Linked DNA regions of Homo sapiens: region 1 is linked to region 2. The links are chromatin loops, found by intact Hi-C in ENCODE. Cell type or tissue: PC-3. All regions are shown on one strand. Links, peaks and the distances in the headings refer to the core of each region. The heading gives the core; the rest is flanking DNA. Region 1 overlaps LOC122539214 (Zinc finger protein LOC122539214). Region 2 overlaps ZNF611 (zinc finger protein 611).

Region 1 (8,329 bases), core at 149-8,148, 51 kb before region 2:
ACGAGGTCAGGAGATTGAGACCATCCTGGCTAACAGTGAAACCCCGTCTCTACTAAAAATACAAAAAAAAAAAATTAGCCGGGCATGGTGATGGGTGCCTGTAGTCCCAGCTACTTGGAAGGGTGAGGTGGGAGAATGGTGTGAACCCGGGAGGCGGAGCTTGCAGTGAGCCAAGATCGCACCACTGCACTCCAGCCTGGGCAACAGAGCAAGACTCCATCTCAAAAAAAAAAAAAAAGAAAGAGACAGAGAGTCAAAGAGAGAGAGAGAAAGAGACAGAGAGACAAAAAGGGAGTCAAAGAGAGAGGGAGAAAGAGACAGAGAGTCAGAAAAGAGAGAGAGAGAGTAGTAGTAGAGAGAAAACAGTATACCCTATTCCTTTAAAAGCCAGGGTAAATTTAAAACCTATAATTGATAATTGAAGGTCTTCTCCATGACCCTATAACACTCCAATACCACCCTGTTGTCAGTGTAAACAATGGCATATCCTGAAAGCACTGAGGCCACTGACAACCCATAGCTTACCTATCAAAAATCCTTAACCCAGTAAACCGCGGATGGCCCAAATGCATTCAATCTGTAGTGGCAACTGCTCAGCTAACAGAAGAAACAGAAAAATAACTTTTAGAGGAAACCTCATTGTGAGCACACCTCATCAAGGAAGAACTATCCTAAGTCAAAAAAAAAAAAAAAAAAAAAAGGCAAAATGGTAGCTTACTGACTCAAGAATCTTCAAGTATGAGGCTATTCTGGTAGAAAAAGATGATTTAACATTAACCACTGAAAATTCCATTAACCCAGCAGGTTTTCTAACAGGGGGTCTAAATCTTAATTATTTACCATGCAAAGGTCTGACCAGGCCTAGGAGGAACTCCCTTCCAGACAGGACTATACAGGGTTTCTCCCAGGTGACTGAGGGAAAAAGACATAATGGGTATTCAATAAGTGATAAAGAAACTCTTGCAGAAGCAGAGTTAGGAAAATTGCCTAATAATTGGACTGCTGAAATGTGCAAGCTGTTTGCACTCAGCCAAACTTTAAAGTAGTTACAGAATCAGGAAGGAGGCCACCTATACCACTTCTAAGTTAATATGGACTGAACAAGGTCTTATTAATAGCAAAGAATTGAAATCCCAAACTTACAACGTTTTCAACGAAAGTCAAGTTTGCTAAAAGTTAACATTGTAACATGTATTATCCTAACTTCTAATCTTGTGACCTTAGGCAGTCTAGTTCACAGACATGAAGGAAGTTCACTTTGGGAAAGAATGGTTATCATCTTTGAAAAAAAAAAAAAAAAAAAGGAGGAAGGAGAATTTATGTAAAAAGAATGTTATATGGTAAATTCTTGTCCTAAAATAAATCAAATGGTGGTTTAAAGAAAGGGATGTTTGCAACAATTCAGAAAGTTGAGGCATGTTGAAGAATTGTCTGTCAAAGTTGTGAAAAAAGAAAAGTTATAAGAGGGAATTTATGCAAGAAATGTCATATAATTTGAAAGTAATTAGTCCTCCTGATTGTAAAACTGTTGAAGAAACAGTTTATGTGCAAGTTGTGTAAGGAAAGTAAAATATACTTTTGGTAAAAGGATTATAGGGAGGCAGAAGAATGTGGATTTTTACCTACATTGAAAGATTAAAAAAATTTGTTTTAAAGGTTTAAGCAAGTTTCAAAATGTTAATTGTAAAGGAAATTCTGTGTGTAAACATACTGGCAAAAGTTAAAGGGGTAATATCCAGTTTTTCTGTGAACTGGATATTAAAATAAAAGCACAACCAGTTTTTCTTAAAGCACTAACATGCTCTTCAACAAAAATTATAAAAGGTTAAAGAGTCTATAAAAATCTTACCTTATGGTCAGACATTAACATTGGATAAATATGTCTACAAGGTTTTATTAAAATTAAGTTTAACATTAATAAAACACTAATATAAAGGTGAAATGTAGCTTATCTGGTATAAAAATCATACATGAAGTGTTAAATATAAAATGGTATTTGGCTTTCTTTGGTCTAAAAACTAATAAAAATAGGTGCTAAAGAAAATTTCTCAGCAAGAAGGCACCAAGGATTATAAAGTCCACTGCTGATGTCCCCACGTTTAAAACAAATGATAAATTTCTTAGAAATTATATACTTGGTTTATCCTCCACCTTCTCTTCCTTTAAAACAAGAGTCTCTCAGCACAGGCGCCAGCTTCGGAGTTTCCAGTACATCAGCATCGGCCTGGGGATGACGTTCTCATCAAAGGATGGAAAGAATGGAAACTCGAGCCAGCCTAGGAAGGACCCTATCTTGTGCTGCTAACCACTGAGACTGCTGTTCATACAGCAGAAAGGGAGGGACACATCACACCTGAGTCAAGCAGGTGCCATTATCATCAGAATCATGGGCCACTGTTCCTGGATCAAGCCCTACCAAATTAAAGCTAAGGAAAGCTTAGTCTATCTATCTTTTCCTTTCCTTTCCTTTCCCAGTGCTTATATCCATTACTATTCCTACCACTAGCAACTCTAACCCAACTTTAGAGCATTTCTATGGTTTAGGAGCAGAGGTCACTGGAAAGGATCCTATAGGCTTCTTTAGGGTGTGCTTTTTTCTCCCTCCTCCACCTCCTACAGCTGCCCCTTTCCCAAATCTATGAAATCAAACTATGACATGCCTCGTGCCAAATGACAAAAGCAAGTTCTCAGTAGTAGAAATAGGAGACCTAAGGCAAACCATAGCTATTGAAACAGGGTATAAAGATGTAAATGCCTGGCTAAAATGGATCAAATATTCCCTCTGCATGTTGAACAAAGGCAATTGTTATGCTTGTGCACATGGCAGGCCAGAGGCCCAGATTGTCCCCTTTCCACGAGGGCTGTCCTCCAGTAGACCAGGTGTGGGCTGGATGCTAGCTCTTTTCCAGGATTCTACATCCTGGGGTAACAAGTTATGCCAAGCTCTCTCTGTCTGCTATATCCCAAAGTTCGACACCCTGTGGGTCAGCCCTCCAGGGCCATCCAGCTTCCAACTCCCAACACTAAGTTCACTTTATGTCCCTCATGACAGGGAGGAAACTTAACATTCCTTGGAGACCTGAAGGGATGCAGAGAGCTTAAAATTTTTCAAAAGTTTACCAATCAGCCACTCTTTATTCATCCCTGAGCAGATGCATAGTGGTATTATGGTGGACCTTTACTGGACACTTTACTGAGTAACTGAAGTGGCACTTATGCTTTAGTCCAATTGGCTATCCCTTTCACCCTGGCATTTCATCAACCAGAGAAAGGAAAAATAAGACACCATAAAGCAAAAGAAGTCCCTTATGGGTCTTTTGACTCTCACGTCTATTTAGACACAATTAGAGTCCCATGGGGAAGACTAGATCAATTTAAAGCCCAAAATCAAATAGCTGCAGGATTTGAGTCAATGTTTTGGTGGGTGACAATTAATAAAATGTAAACTGGATAAACTAATCTATGACAACCAACAGCTATCTATTAATTACACTAGAGATGCTGTTAAAGGAATAGCTGAGCAATTAGGGGCTACCAGCCAGATGTCTTGGGAAAATGGGATAGCCTTTGACATGATATTAGCATAAAAAGGAAGAGTTTGCATCATAATTAAAACTCAGTGTTGTACCTTCATCCCAAACAACACTGCGCCCATTGAAAGTAAAACAAAGACATTGCAAGGTCTGACTGCTCTGTCCAATAAGTTAGTGAACAACTCAGGGGTAAATGACCCCTTTTCAGGATGGCTAGAAAAGTGGTTCGGTAGATGGAAAAGAATAGTAGCCTCAATTCTTACTTCCCTCACAGCCGTAATGGGTGTACTTATTCTTGTCAGGTGCTCTGTCACACCATGCATCCGTGGGTTGGTGCAGAGGCTCATAAAAATGGCAGTTACTAAAATCTCCCTTAACTATCCTCCACCTTATCCAAAGAAGCTTCTTCTTATTTTGGAAAATCAAACCGAATGACTAAGCCAAGACATGTTAAAGAAGTTTGAAGAGAAAGAGCTGTAAGGAAAATGCAAGAGAAGGGAATGTTAGATATGAGTTCTAAATTTCTTTTCAAAGAATCAATAAGTCAGTATGTTCAATTCTTTGCCTTCTACTTTTAAACTTAACTTCCTCATAAAGCAACCTTTTTCGATCACCTGCTCCACCCTGACTCATTCCAATCACCTGCTCCACCTTGACTCATTCTGATCACCTGCTCCACCCTGCCTCATTCCAATCACCTGCTCCACCTTGACTCATTCTGATCACCTGCCCCACCCTGACTCACTCCGATTACCTGCTCCACCCTGACTCATTCTCCACCCTCATTCCATAACATTTTTCCTGCCAAACCACTCACCTTGTCACTCTCTTTAAATTAGCCAATTGGAATTAGATTAGCCTGTGTGGTCTAACCCTCGCCAATAGGGGAATGACACAGCAGCAAGGGCCATGTGCATCAGAAATAACCCCTTCCCCTCCCTTGTTCAGGTACGCACTCACCATTGCTCCCTCTGTGAGGGCACAACCTTCTATATAAGTAAATTGCCTTTCTGAGAAGAAAAAAAGAAAATTTTATATTTGGTGCTATTTCTTTTGCAGCACCGAAACTTTATTTACAACACACTTAAAATGAGTTATATTTGTCATGGAAAAGAGTCAAACTCTGTAAAATATTTTAAAATATTTATTCTGCACTAAATATGAATAATCATGGCCCATGACACAACTCTCAGGAGGTCCTGAGAACATATGTCCAAGGTGATGGGGAACAGCTTCTTCTTAGACATTTTAGGGAGGCATTAGACATCAATCAAATACATTTAAAAGATGCATTAATTTTGTTCAGAAAGGTGGGACAACTCAAAGTGGGAGCTTCCAGGCTACAGGTAAATTTAAACATTTTCTGATTAGAATTGGTTGAGTTTGTCTAAATACCTGGGATCAATAGAGAGGAAATGTTCAGGTTAAGATAAAAGATGTTGGAGACCAAGGTTCTTTTGAAGTCCTCTGCTGGCTGCCTTCAGAGAAAATAGATGATGAATGTTTTTTATTCAGACCTTTAAAAGGTGTTAGATTTTTAGTTATTCTCTTCAGGATTGGTAGGGCCTAGAAGAAAAAGATCTAGCTATGTTAACAGAGATTCTTTGCAGACGCACATGAACCCCTCACAAACGATACCTTTGAAGGACCATTTCAAAATATGGCACAGAAACATGTTTTGAGGTCAAATATTTTGACTTTCTTCTTTGCCATATGTTTTGTGGTTTGTAAGGCATGACCCCCTAGACTCTTTACATAGGAATTTGGACAAGATAAAAAAATCAGAGCTTACACCTCATTCTCAAATACTTTTTTTTACAGTTCTTCCCTGCAATATAACTACTTTTACGATAAATGTTGTTGACAACATAATATGCTAACATCAATAATTTATAAATGTATTGTAATATTAAATTCACTCTATGTGCCTTCTGAAAAAATTAGAAAATGTACCTTTTATCTTCAAGTTGTACTTTTTTTTTTTCCTTCAGACAGGACCTAGTTCTGTCACCCCGGCTGGAATGCAGTGGCAGGAACACTGCTCCTTGCACCCTCAACCTCTGGTGCTCAAGCAATCCTCCCGCCACACCTCCCAACTAGCTGGAGCTGCAGGCCCTCACCACCAAGCCTGGCTAATTTGTTAGTACTTTGTAGAGGGGTGGTCCCACTATGATGCTCAGGCTAGCCTTCAACTCCTGGACTCAAGCGATCAACCCACCTTTGCTTCCCAAAGTGTTGGGGTTACAGGCAAGCCACCACACCCATCCAATTGCAATCTATTTTAGGTGTTTTCTTTGTTATTCTCTCCTGAGTGTTCTATCAGGTGGGAATAACAAAGGCTATAAAATATGCAGTCTTTAAATGTTAGGATTTATTTTCATATAGAGAAAGATCATGAAATATTACTAAGAATACATTGCAGTCAAGTTATTCCGTTTTACTTGGGCCCTGAAAAAATATAACTAAGTTATAAAATTGGCTGGGCACATTGACTCACACCTGTAATCCCAGCACTTTGGGAGGTCGAGGCAGGTGGATGACCCAGAGGTCAGGAGATTGAGACTAGCCTGGCTAACATGGTGAAACCCCATCTGTACTAAAAATACAACAATTAGCTGGGTAAGGTGGCACAAAACTGTAATCTCAGCTACTCAGGAGATTGAGGCAGGAGAATCTCTTGAATCCAGGAGGCAGAGGTTGCAGTGAGCAAAGATCTCACCACAGCTCTCCAGCCTGAGCAAAAGAGTGAGATTCTGTCTCAAAAAAATAAAAATAAAAATAAAATGAAATTATAAATCACCTCATTTCTGCATGTAATACTTTTATGACTATATCTGTAAGTTAACATGTACTATGAACTATGTTTTTCTCCCACATCCCTAGCTATGGAAGAATTCATCTATCAAACACTAGTAATTAGCTAAAATATGATTACATTTAGAAGGGAAATTAGCATATCTAGAATATTAGCAAGTTTAAAAAAGCATAATGTCGTCAGGCATGGTGGCTTGTGCCTGTAATCCGAGCATGATGGGAGGCTGAGGCAGGAGGATGGCTAGTGCCCAACAGTTGGAGTCCAGCCTAGGCAACATAGCACCTCATCTTTATGTTTTAAAAATTAATTAAGTTACTTATTTATTTTTGAGATTGAGTTTGGTTCTTGTTGCCTAGGCTGGGGTGCAATGGCACGGTCTCGGCTCACTGCAACATCTGCCTCCTGGGTTCAAATGATTCTCTTGCCTCAGCCTCCCAGGTAGCTGGGATTATTGGTGCTCGCCATCATGCTGGGTTAATTTTTGTATTTTTAGTAGAGACGGGGTTTCACCGTGTTGGCCAGGCTGGTCTCCAAATCCTGACCTTCCAAAGTGCTGGGATTACAGACATGAGCCACCGTGCATGGCAAAAAAGTTTATTTTAATCAGAAATAATTAATAAATAGAACATGATAATGGGTACAAAAAATAGAATAAGACCTATTATTTCATAACACAACAGAATGACTGTAGTCAATGATTAAATTGTACATATAAAAATGGGGATGGCCAGGTGTGGTGGCTCAAACCTATAAGCCCTGTCTCTACCAAAAATACAAAAAAAACTGGATGTGAGCCTGTAATCCCAGCTACTCAGGAGACTGAGGCATGAGAATCACTTAAACCCAGGGAGCAGAGGTTGCAGTGAGTGGAGATTGCACCACTGCATTCCAGACTGTGCGAAAGAGCTGGACTCCATCTCAAAAAACTAAACAAATGGCTGGGCACAGTGGCTCATGCTTGAATCCCAGCACTTTGGGAGCCAAGATGGGTGGATCCCCTGAGGTCAAGAGTTCGAGACCAGCCTGACCAACATGGTATAACCCTGTCTCTAAAAAAATACAAAATTAGCCGAGGGTGATGGCGCATGCCTGTAATCTCAGATATTCAGGAGGCTGTGGCAGGAGAATCATTTGAGCCAAGAAGGCAGAGGTTGCAGTGAGCTGAGATCGCACCACTACACTCCAGGGTACACAAGAAGAGTGTAACTCCATCACACACACACACACACACAAAATGCTATAAACAGAACATCAGAAAAAAAATATAGAAAGTCACATGTATTTAAAAACCTTAAGCTTTTGAAAGCTGTTTTCCCAAGTAATCAAAAATGAGCCAATAACGATGCAAATATTATCTTTTTGTTTTTTGTTTTTTCTGGAGACAGAGATCATGCAACTGCACTCTAGCCTGGGTGACAGAGTGAGACTCCAACTCAAAAAAATAAATAAATAAAAAATTATTAGGCCAGGAGCAGTGGCTCTTTGGGAGGCTGAGGTGGGCCAATCACCTCAGGTCAAAAGTTCGAGACCAGCCTGGTCAACATGGTGCAACCCTATCTCTACTAAAAATACAAAAAATTAACCGGGCCTGGTGGTGTGTGCCTGTAATCCCAGCTACTAGGGAGGCTGAGGCAGGAGAATTGGTTGAAGCTGAGAGGTGGAGGCCGCAGTGAGTCGAGATCATGCCACTGCCCTGCAGCCTGGGTAACAGAGTGAGACTCCATCTCAAAAAAAAAAAAAAAAAAAAAAATTACCAATGTCAACTGAACTTGGAAAGCACCACACATTTGCACACTCACACAGACACAACCCTCTGATATGGCTCTAGACCAAATCCACAGGTTAAAAAGCCCTCAAATGAACTCTTGGGCCTTAAGCCTTTCAAAAGATCACCTGTTTCCTGTGAGGTTGGGGCTGTGGCCCTGATGTGTGAAGACTTAGGACCATCCTGTCATCATAGAAACCCTAAACAAAATAAAGA
Region 2 (8,329 bases), core at 84-8,083:
TGGAACAGTGGAAGAGAGGAGGGCACAAGTAGGAGATGAGGAGAAAAATGTTCAAAATATACACAACTGTGCACACACAGCAATAGGTGTTTAAAACACTGAAAAAGAGGCAGCTGTAGAAATGGGATCTGAGCAAATGCTTTTCTCATGAACACATGGGCTCTGCTAAACCAAGGTTCCAAGTCAATCCAGCCCATCCTTCAACATCTGTAGAGAATATTATGGACCAGAGGGAATTGAGGGAGACACTTACTTAGAAGCTCACAGATCACCATTTTTTCAGATGATATGAGGAAAGAAAATGGAATAGGCTACTTGAACTAAATTTTCATGTTAGGGTAAGGAAAAAAGGTCCTTGATATCTTTATCAAGTACACACTGAAACAACCTAAAATTATATATCACGTAGTAGAAAACGTTTTCGATATATGATAAAGACTAGAAAGCACACAGACCTCAATGTAAACTGAACACAATCTCATAGAGAAACAATTTTAAAATGGTTAAAAAATATAGATCTAATGAAATCTTGGGTCAAAGGAGAAATATTTGAAAATATACCATACTTTGAAAACAATGAGGCCAGGCATGGTGACACGCCTATAATCCCAGCACTTTGGGAGGCCAGGGCATGATCACAAGGTTAGGAGTTCGAGACCAGCCTGGCCAACATGGAGAAACCATGTCTCTACTAAAAATACAAAAATTAGCAGGAAATGGTTGTGCACACCTGTCGCCCCAGCTACTCTGGAGGCTGAGGCAGGAGAATCCCTTAACCCCAGGAGATGAAGGTTGCAGTGAGACGAGATCATGCCACTGCACACCAGCCTGGGTGACAGAGTCTCAATAAATAAAAATATATATCTAAACATTAGCCAGGCCTGGTGGGGCGTGCCTGTGGTCCCAGGGAATCCAGAGGCTGAGGTGGGAAAATCACTTGAGCCCAGGAGGTTGCCGCTGCACTGAGCTGTGATCCTGCCACTGCACTCCAGCCTGGACAGCAGTAAGAGTGTCTCAAAAAAACAGAAATTAAAGGCCCGGCAGCTGCTCATGCCTGTAATCCCAGCACCTTGGGAGGCTGAGGTGGGAGGATCACCTGAGGTCAGGAATTCAAGACCAGCCTGACCAAGATGGAGAAACCCCATCTCTACTAAAAATACAAAATTAGCCGGCCATGGTGGTGCGTGCCTCTAATCATAACTACTCAGGAGGCTGAGGCAGGAGAATCACTTGAACTCCAGAGGCGAACTTTGCAGTGAACCAAGATCATGCCATTGCACTACAGCCTGGGCAACAAGAGCAAAACTCAGTCAAAAAACAAACAAACAAACAAAAAACAAAAAACCCGACAACAACAAAAATAAGTAAATTAAAAGTAAACTTAAAAAATGAAAAGCAACTAATGAGGCAAAGCATGGTGGCTCACACCTGTAATCCCAGCACTTTGGGAGGCCAAGGCGGGTGGATCACGGGGTCATGAGTTCAAGAGCAGTCTGGCCAAGATGGTGAACCTCTGTCTCTGCTAAAAATAAAAAGTCAGACAGGTGTGGTGGCAGCTGCCTATAATCCCAGCTGCTTGGGAGGCTGAGGCAGAGCATTGCTTGAACCCGGGAGGTGGAGGTTGCAGTGAGTCAAGATCACTCCACTGCACTCCAGCTTGCCTGACAGAGAAAGACTCCATCTCAAAAAGAAAAAATAAATGAATAAAAACACACAAAAAAACCAACCACATGAATGAAATGAAGAGGAACTAGAAAAAAGGAAACCAATTACAAAAAGAGAACAAAAGCACTTTTAATACTCCTTTCATCACGTTCCATATAGTAACAGAGACTCAGTCACTTCTTACCCTACTTCTCTCCCCCACTCCCCACCCCAGCCATGAAAAGGGAAGAGGGTGATCCACAACTAACGAGTCAAGTCACTGTCCTCTGGCTGAAGAGGGGTTGCAGAGGGAAGCTGCCTCTGATGCCATCATTATAAAATGCACCACACTTAGACACAGGAGTTTGGCAACTCTCATTCTCATCTGTATAATTTAAACTAATTTTAAATTTGTTACCTTATAAACAGAGAAAGCAACATGTCATCACTTCATCATCACATCCAATCAACTCACCGCTCATCTGCACCCAGGGTCCCCCTTCATCTTCATTACTGTTCCATCATTCTATACATAGCTCTTTCTCACCTTCTCTCTCCATCTGTTTCTTTTCTGCATTTCCCCCTGGACTTCTGCTCATTTTATGCCCCTCTCCTGTTTTGCTTCATTCTTTTTTGTTTTGTTTTGTTTTTTAGTATTTATTGATCATTCTTGGGTGTTTCTCAGAGAGGGGGATGTGGCAGGGTCATACGACAATAGTGGAGAGAAGGTCAGCAGATAAACACGTGAATGAAGGTCTCTGGTTTTCCTAGGCAGAGGTCCCTGCGGCCTTCCGCAGTGTTTGTCTCCCTGGGTACTTGAGATTAGGGAGTGGTGATGACTTTTAAGGAGCATGCTGCCTTTAAGCATCTGTTTAACAAAGCACATCTTGCACCGCCCTTAATCCATTTATTTAACCCTGAGTTGACACAGCACGTTTCAGAGAGCACGGGGTTGGGGGTAGGGTTACACATTAACAGCATCTCAAGGCAGAAGAATTTTTCTTAGTACAGAACAAAATAGAGTCTCCTATGTCTACTTCTTTCTACACAGACACAGTAACAATCTGATCTCTCTTGCTTTTCTCCACATTTCCCCCTTTTCTTTTCGACAAAACCGCCATCGTCATCATGGCCAGTTCTCAATAAGCTGTTGGGTACACCTGCAGAAAGGCTGTCACTTCACACTTGGAAGATTGCACAGCGGCCAGGCAGAGGCGCCCCCCACCTCCCCGACGGGGCGGCCGGGCAGAGGCGCTCCCCACTTCCCAGATGGGGCGGCCGGGCAGAGGCACTCCTCACTTCCCAGAAGGGGCGGTTGCTGGACAGAGGCGCTCCTCACCTCCCAGATGGGGCGGCCGGGCAGAGGCGCTCCTCACCTCCCAGATGGGGCGGCCGGGCAGAGGCGCTCCTCACCTCCCAGATGGGGCAGCCGGGCAGAGGCGCTCCTCACTTCCCAGACGGGGCAGCTGCTGGGCAGAGGCGCTCCTCACCTCCCAGACGGGGCAGCCGGGCAGAGGTGCTCCTCACATCTCAGACGGGGCGGCTGCTGGGCAGAGGCGCTCCCCACCTCCCAGATGGCGTGGCCGGGCAGAGGCACTCCTCACATCCCAGACGGGGTGGCCAGGCAGAGGTGCTCCCCACTTCCCCGATGGGGTGGCGGCTGGGCAGAGGTGCTCCTCACTTCCCAGATGGGGCGGCCGGGCAGAGATGCTCCTCACTTCTCAGATGGGGTGGCTGGGCAGAGGCGTTCCTCACCTCCCAGACAGGGTCGCAGTCAGGCAGAGGCGCTCCTCACATCCCAGACGGGGCGGCCGGGCAGAGGCACTCCTCACTTCCCAGACGGGGAGGCCAGGCAGCGGTGCTCCTCACTTCCCAGACGGGGCGGCCAGGCAGAGGCGCTCCTCACTTCCCAGACAGGGCAGCCGAGCAGAGGGGCTCCTCACTTCCTAGACGGGGCGGCCAGGAAGAGACGCTCCTCACTTCCCAAACGGGGTGGTGGCTGGGCAGAGGCGCTCCTCACTTCCTAGATGGGATGGCGGCCGTGCAGAGGTGCTCCTCATTTCCCAGACTGGGCAGCCGGGCAGAGAGGCTCCTCACATCTCAGACAATGGGTGGCCAGGCAGAGACGCTCCTCACTTCCTAGATGGGGTGGTGGCCGGGCAGAGGCTATAATCTCAGCACTTTGGGAGGCCAAGGCAGGCGGCTGGGAGGTGGAGGTTGTAGCAAGCCAAGATCACGCCACTGCACTCTAGCCTGGGCAACATTGAGCACTGAGTGAGCAAGACTCCGTCTGCAATCCCGGCACCTCGGGAGGCCAAGGCGGGCAAATCACTGGAGGTCAGGGGTTGGAGACCAGCCCGGCCAACATGGCGAAACCCCGTCTCCACCAAAAATACAAAAACCAGTCAGGCTTGGTGGCTTGTGACTGCAATCCCAGGCACTCAGCAGGCTGAGGCAGGAGAATCAGGCAGGGAGGTTGCAGCGAGCCCAGATCACGGCAGTACTGTCCAGCCTCGGCAACAGAGGGAGACCGTGGAAAGTGAGAGGGGAAAGGGAGAGAGGGAGGGAGAGGGAGAGGCAGAGGCAGAGGGAGAGGGAGAGGGAAAGGGAGAGGGAGAGAGAGAGGGAGAGGGAGAGCTTTTTTTTGTTTTTTGAGATGGAGTTTCGCTCTTGTTGCCCACACTGAAGTGCAATGATGCGATCTCAGCTCACCACAACCTCTGCCTCCTGGGTTCAAGTGACTCTCCTGCCTCAGCCTCCTAATCCAAAATTATCAGGGCACGGTGGCCCATGCCTGTAATCCCAGCTACTCAGGGGGTAGTATCGCAGGAGAATCGCTTCAACCCTAAAGGCAGAGATACTCATTAGCCAAGATTGTGCCATTGCACTCCAGCCTGGGCAACAAGAGCAAAACTCCACTGCAAAATAATAATAATAATAATTAGTATGTAGGCCAGGTGCGGTGGCTCATCCCTATAATCCCAGTACATTGCAAGGCCAAGACAGGAGGAACCTTTGAGCCCAGGATTTTCAGTCCAGCCTGGGAAACATACTGAAACCGTTTCTACAAAAAAAATAAAATAAAATAAAAAATAAATAAATAACTAGCCGGGCTTGGTGTCTCACACCTGTGGTCTCAGCTACTCAGGAGACTGAGGGAGGAGGATCACTTGAGCCTAAGAGGTCGAGGCTGCAGTTAGAGTAGATAACGCCATTGTACTCCAGCCTGGGCAATAGGGCCAGACCCTGTCTCAAAATATTAATTAATTAATTAATTAATTAAAAGTATTATGTAATAACAGAAAGTTGTTTTTTTCTTTTTCCCCACATCACTGCCCCACTTTCTACCCCACCCTGGGAAAAGGGAAGAAACTGACTCACAACTGAGTAAGTCACTGCCCTCGGGCTGAATAGGGATTCCAAGTGGAAGCTAACCTCTGACACCAAGATTTATAGAATGTACATGACTCACATAGGAATTTTAAAATTCTCAAACTCATCTGTATAATTTAAACAAGTTATTAGATTATATACACAGAAGTCAACATGTCACAACTAATCATATCCAATGAACTCACACACTCATCTGTATCCAAAGTCCCCCACCCTTTTTTTCTTTTAAAACAGGGTCTTGCTCTTTTCACCAGGCTGGAGTACAGTGGCATGATCTCTGCTCACAGCAGCCTGGACCTCCTGGGCTCAAGTGATCCTCCAGCCTCTGCCTACAGAGTAGCTGAAATTACAGGTGCACATTATCATGCCTGGTTTTTGTTTTCGTTTTTTTTTTTTTTTTTTTGATAGAGATGGGGGCAATGACTATTTTGCCCAGGCTGGTCTTGAACTCCTGGATTCAAGCAATCTCTCTGTCCCAGTCTCCTAAAGTGCTGGGATTACAGGCATGAGCCACTGCGCCTGGCCCCTCTTTCTTCATTACTGTGCTTCCCTCCCTAATTCTGTGCATATCTCTCATTCTCCCCTTCTCTTTCTAGCTCTTGTTTTCTTTTCTTTTTCCCTGGGATTGTGCTCCTTATTTTGTACCTCTCTCCTCTCCTGCAATTTATCCCCTTCTTCCCTCTATTGCTTCTCTTCCACCTCTTCTGCTCCATCCTCACAACTTATTTAACCTTTTTTTTTTTTTTTTTTTTGAGACGGAGTTTCCATCTTGTTGCCCAGGCTGGAGTGCAATGGTGCGATCTTGGCTCACTGCAACCTCCGCCTCCCAGGTTCAAGCAATTCTCCTTCCTCAGACTTCCTAGTAGCTGGCATTACAGGCATGTGCAACCGTGCCTGCCTTATTTTGTATTTTTAGTAGAGACGGGGTTTCTCCATGTTGGTCAGGCTGCTCTCAAACTCTGGACCTCAGGTGATCCGCCCACCTCAGCCTCCCAAAGTGCTGGGATTATAGGCATGAGCCACAGCGTCTGGTCCTTATTGAAGGGGGCCAGCCCCTCCACACCTGTGAGTATTTCTCATCAGGTGAGATGAGAGACTGAGAAAAGAAATAAGACAGAGACAACGTATAGAGAAAGAACAGTGGGCTCAGAGGACCAGCACTCAGCATACGGAGGATCCGCACCAGCCGAGGTCTCTGAGTTCCCTCAATATTTATTGATCACTATCTCTACCATCTCAGAGAGGGGGATGTGGAAGGACTGTAGGGTAATGGTGGGGAGAAGGTCAGCAGGAAATCATGTAAGCAAAGCTCTCTGTGTCATAAATAAGTTTAAGGAAAGATGCTGTACCTCGATGTGCATGTAGGGTAGATTTATGTTTGACTTTACACAAACATCTCAGTGCAGTAAACAGCAGTATTGCCACCAGCATGTCTCACCTACAGCCATAAGGCAGTTTTCTCCTATCTCTGTAAACAGAACATACGATTGGGTTTTACACCAAGATATTCCATTCCCAGGGAGGAGCAGGAGACAGAGGCCTTCCTCTTATCTCAACTGCAAAGAGGGCTATCTCTTTCACTAACCGTCCTCAGCACAGACCCTTTACGGGTGTCTGGCTGGGGGATGGTCAGGTCTTTCCCTTCCCACGAGGCCATATCTCAGGCTGTCTCAGTGGAGAGAAACCTTGGACAATACCCAGGCTTTCTTGGGCAGAGGTCCCTGCGGCCTTCCACAGTGTATTCTGTCCCAGGGTACTCGAGACTGGAGAATGGCGATGACTTTTACCAAGCATACTGCCTGCAAACACATTTTAACAAAGCACAGCCTGCACAGCCCTAAATCCATTAAACCTTGGGTCAACACAGCACATGTTTCTGTGAGCACAGGGTTGCGGCTAGGGTTACAGATTAACAGCATCTCAAAGCAGACTAATTTCTCTTAGTACAGACCAAAATGGGGTTTCTTATGTCTACTTCTTTCTACATAGACACAGTAACAGTCTGATCTCTCTTTTTTTTCCCCAAACCTTATTTAACCTCTTGTTGCTCCTTCTCCCCAATCTTTCAATCGTCCTCAATCTCTATATATTACCGCCTCTTCTCTTATCTCTCCATCTCCTCTGCTCTCCCTGTTAAATTCTCTCTTCCCTGTTACAGCCCCCAGTCCCCACTCTCTAGCACCCCAGATCCCCAGGTGTCCTCCCTGCTGTGGTTCTCCCTCTGGTCTCCGTGCCACCAGCACCACTCTGCTCTGTCTGCCCTGGCTCCAAATCCCTCCTCCTCTCCCTCACTCTGGTGAGCCTCCCTCTTTGCTGCCCCTCTCCCTATCTTGTCCTTCATCTCTGTACATCTAGCTCTTCTCTACATTTCTCCAGTTGCTTTTCTCCTCCTGCTTTCTTATTTTTTCTTTCACTTTTGCTGTCTCTTGGCAAATTTCTCACCCATCCTCTACTTTGCCATCTGTTACGGGCCTTTCTCATTCTTCTTTTCTCTGTCTCTGGTTTTCTACTGCTCTCTCAGTCCCTCTCTCTATCTCCTCATCTCTTTGACCCAAACAATCACACGCGGGTTTGGAGTAAGAGGCCTACATCCTGGAGAAGCGCATTTTCCAGGAGGTGGAGCTGGGCAGGCAAGAACACCCGGTGTCATAGGACAAGGCCCTGGGACCTCCCCAACGCTGGCTCAGGGGAAGCGGTGACTGCGGAGGGAAGACTTGGGGAGCAGCAGGGCCCGGCACGAGGAGGGACATAGTGGGAGACGGCGCCTTAAGACATGGGTGGCACCTGCAGGCTCCCAGGACCAGGCAGAGGACCCAGCCTCCCCAGGACTGGGGCCCCGGCGCTGCGCTCCAGGGGAGGCCGACGGGGGCTGGGAGGCGCCCAGGGCGGGAATCCAGCGCACGGGTGAGGACTTTAAAAAGCAAGGGGCAGGATGAGTCAACAAGGTTTTGAGCAGGAAAACTATGCGATAGGAAGTGTATACATTGCCCTATAGCAGAAAGACCGGGGACGGGACCAGCCTCCAAGCGACTTCAAACCCAAAAGGAAGCAACTTCCAGACTCTTATGGGCGTCTCAATTTGCTCTGGGTGAAGGAAGACAGGCAAGAATTTCCAGGTCTGTGAGGACCCCACGTCCCAGGGACAGAAGTGCCAGGGACCTGGGAAGTGCAGACTTAATACAAGGCAGAGCAAAACTCACGCGCCTCGGTAGGACCTTTACTCCACGTGATCCACTTCCGGGTTTGCTGCGCAGGACAGAAGCCAGTCCCGGGTGGGGCCCCCGAACATGGT

Evidence for each region. A loop is a pair of places that touch in the nucleus more often than their neighbours do. Peaks named below come from ENCODE experiments on the same cell type or tissue, not always from the same donor. Only the 100,000 strongest peaks of a DNase experiment are listed, where the experiment ranks them.
Region 1: it touches region 2 in a loop (2.4-fold over the local background); 1 of 110 quality-filtered maps calls a loop at or near these places.

The regions. Positions count from the first base shown.
Region 1 is chr19:52,665,941-52,674,269 of GRCh38, forward strand. The region is part of intron 1 of LOC122539214 (Zinc finger protein LOC122539214); the gene reads right to left. It also overlaps a transcript of ZNF83 not described here. Among named protein-coding and RNA genes, the nearest start is that of ZNF83, 32 kb to the left of the region's middle. RefSeq lists enhancers at 2,652-3,153, 3,660-4,859, 8,070-8,329. In PC-3, for the core only: no CTCF peak of the experiment used is centred there; a DNase peak (open chromatin) is centred at 4,351; H3K27ac peaks cover 1,845 bases.
Region 2 is chr19:52,717,485-52,725,813 of GRCh38, forward strand. All of the region lies in intron 3 of ZNF611 (zinc finger protein 611), which reads right to left. Among named protein-coding and RNA genes, the nearest start is that of ZNF611, 13 kb to the right of the region's middle. In PC-3, for the core only: no CTCF peak of the experiment used is centred there; a DNase peak (open chromatin) is centred at 5,047; H3K27ac peaks cover 1,791 bases.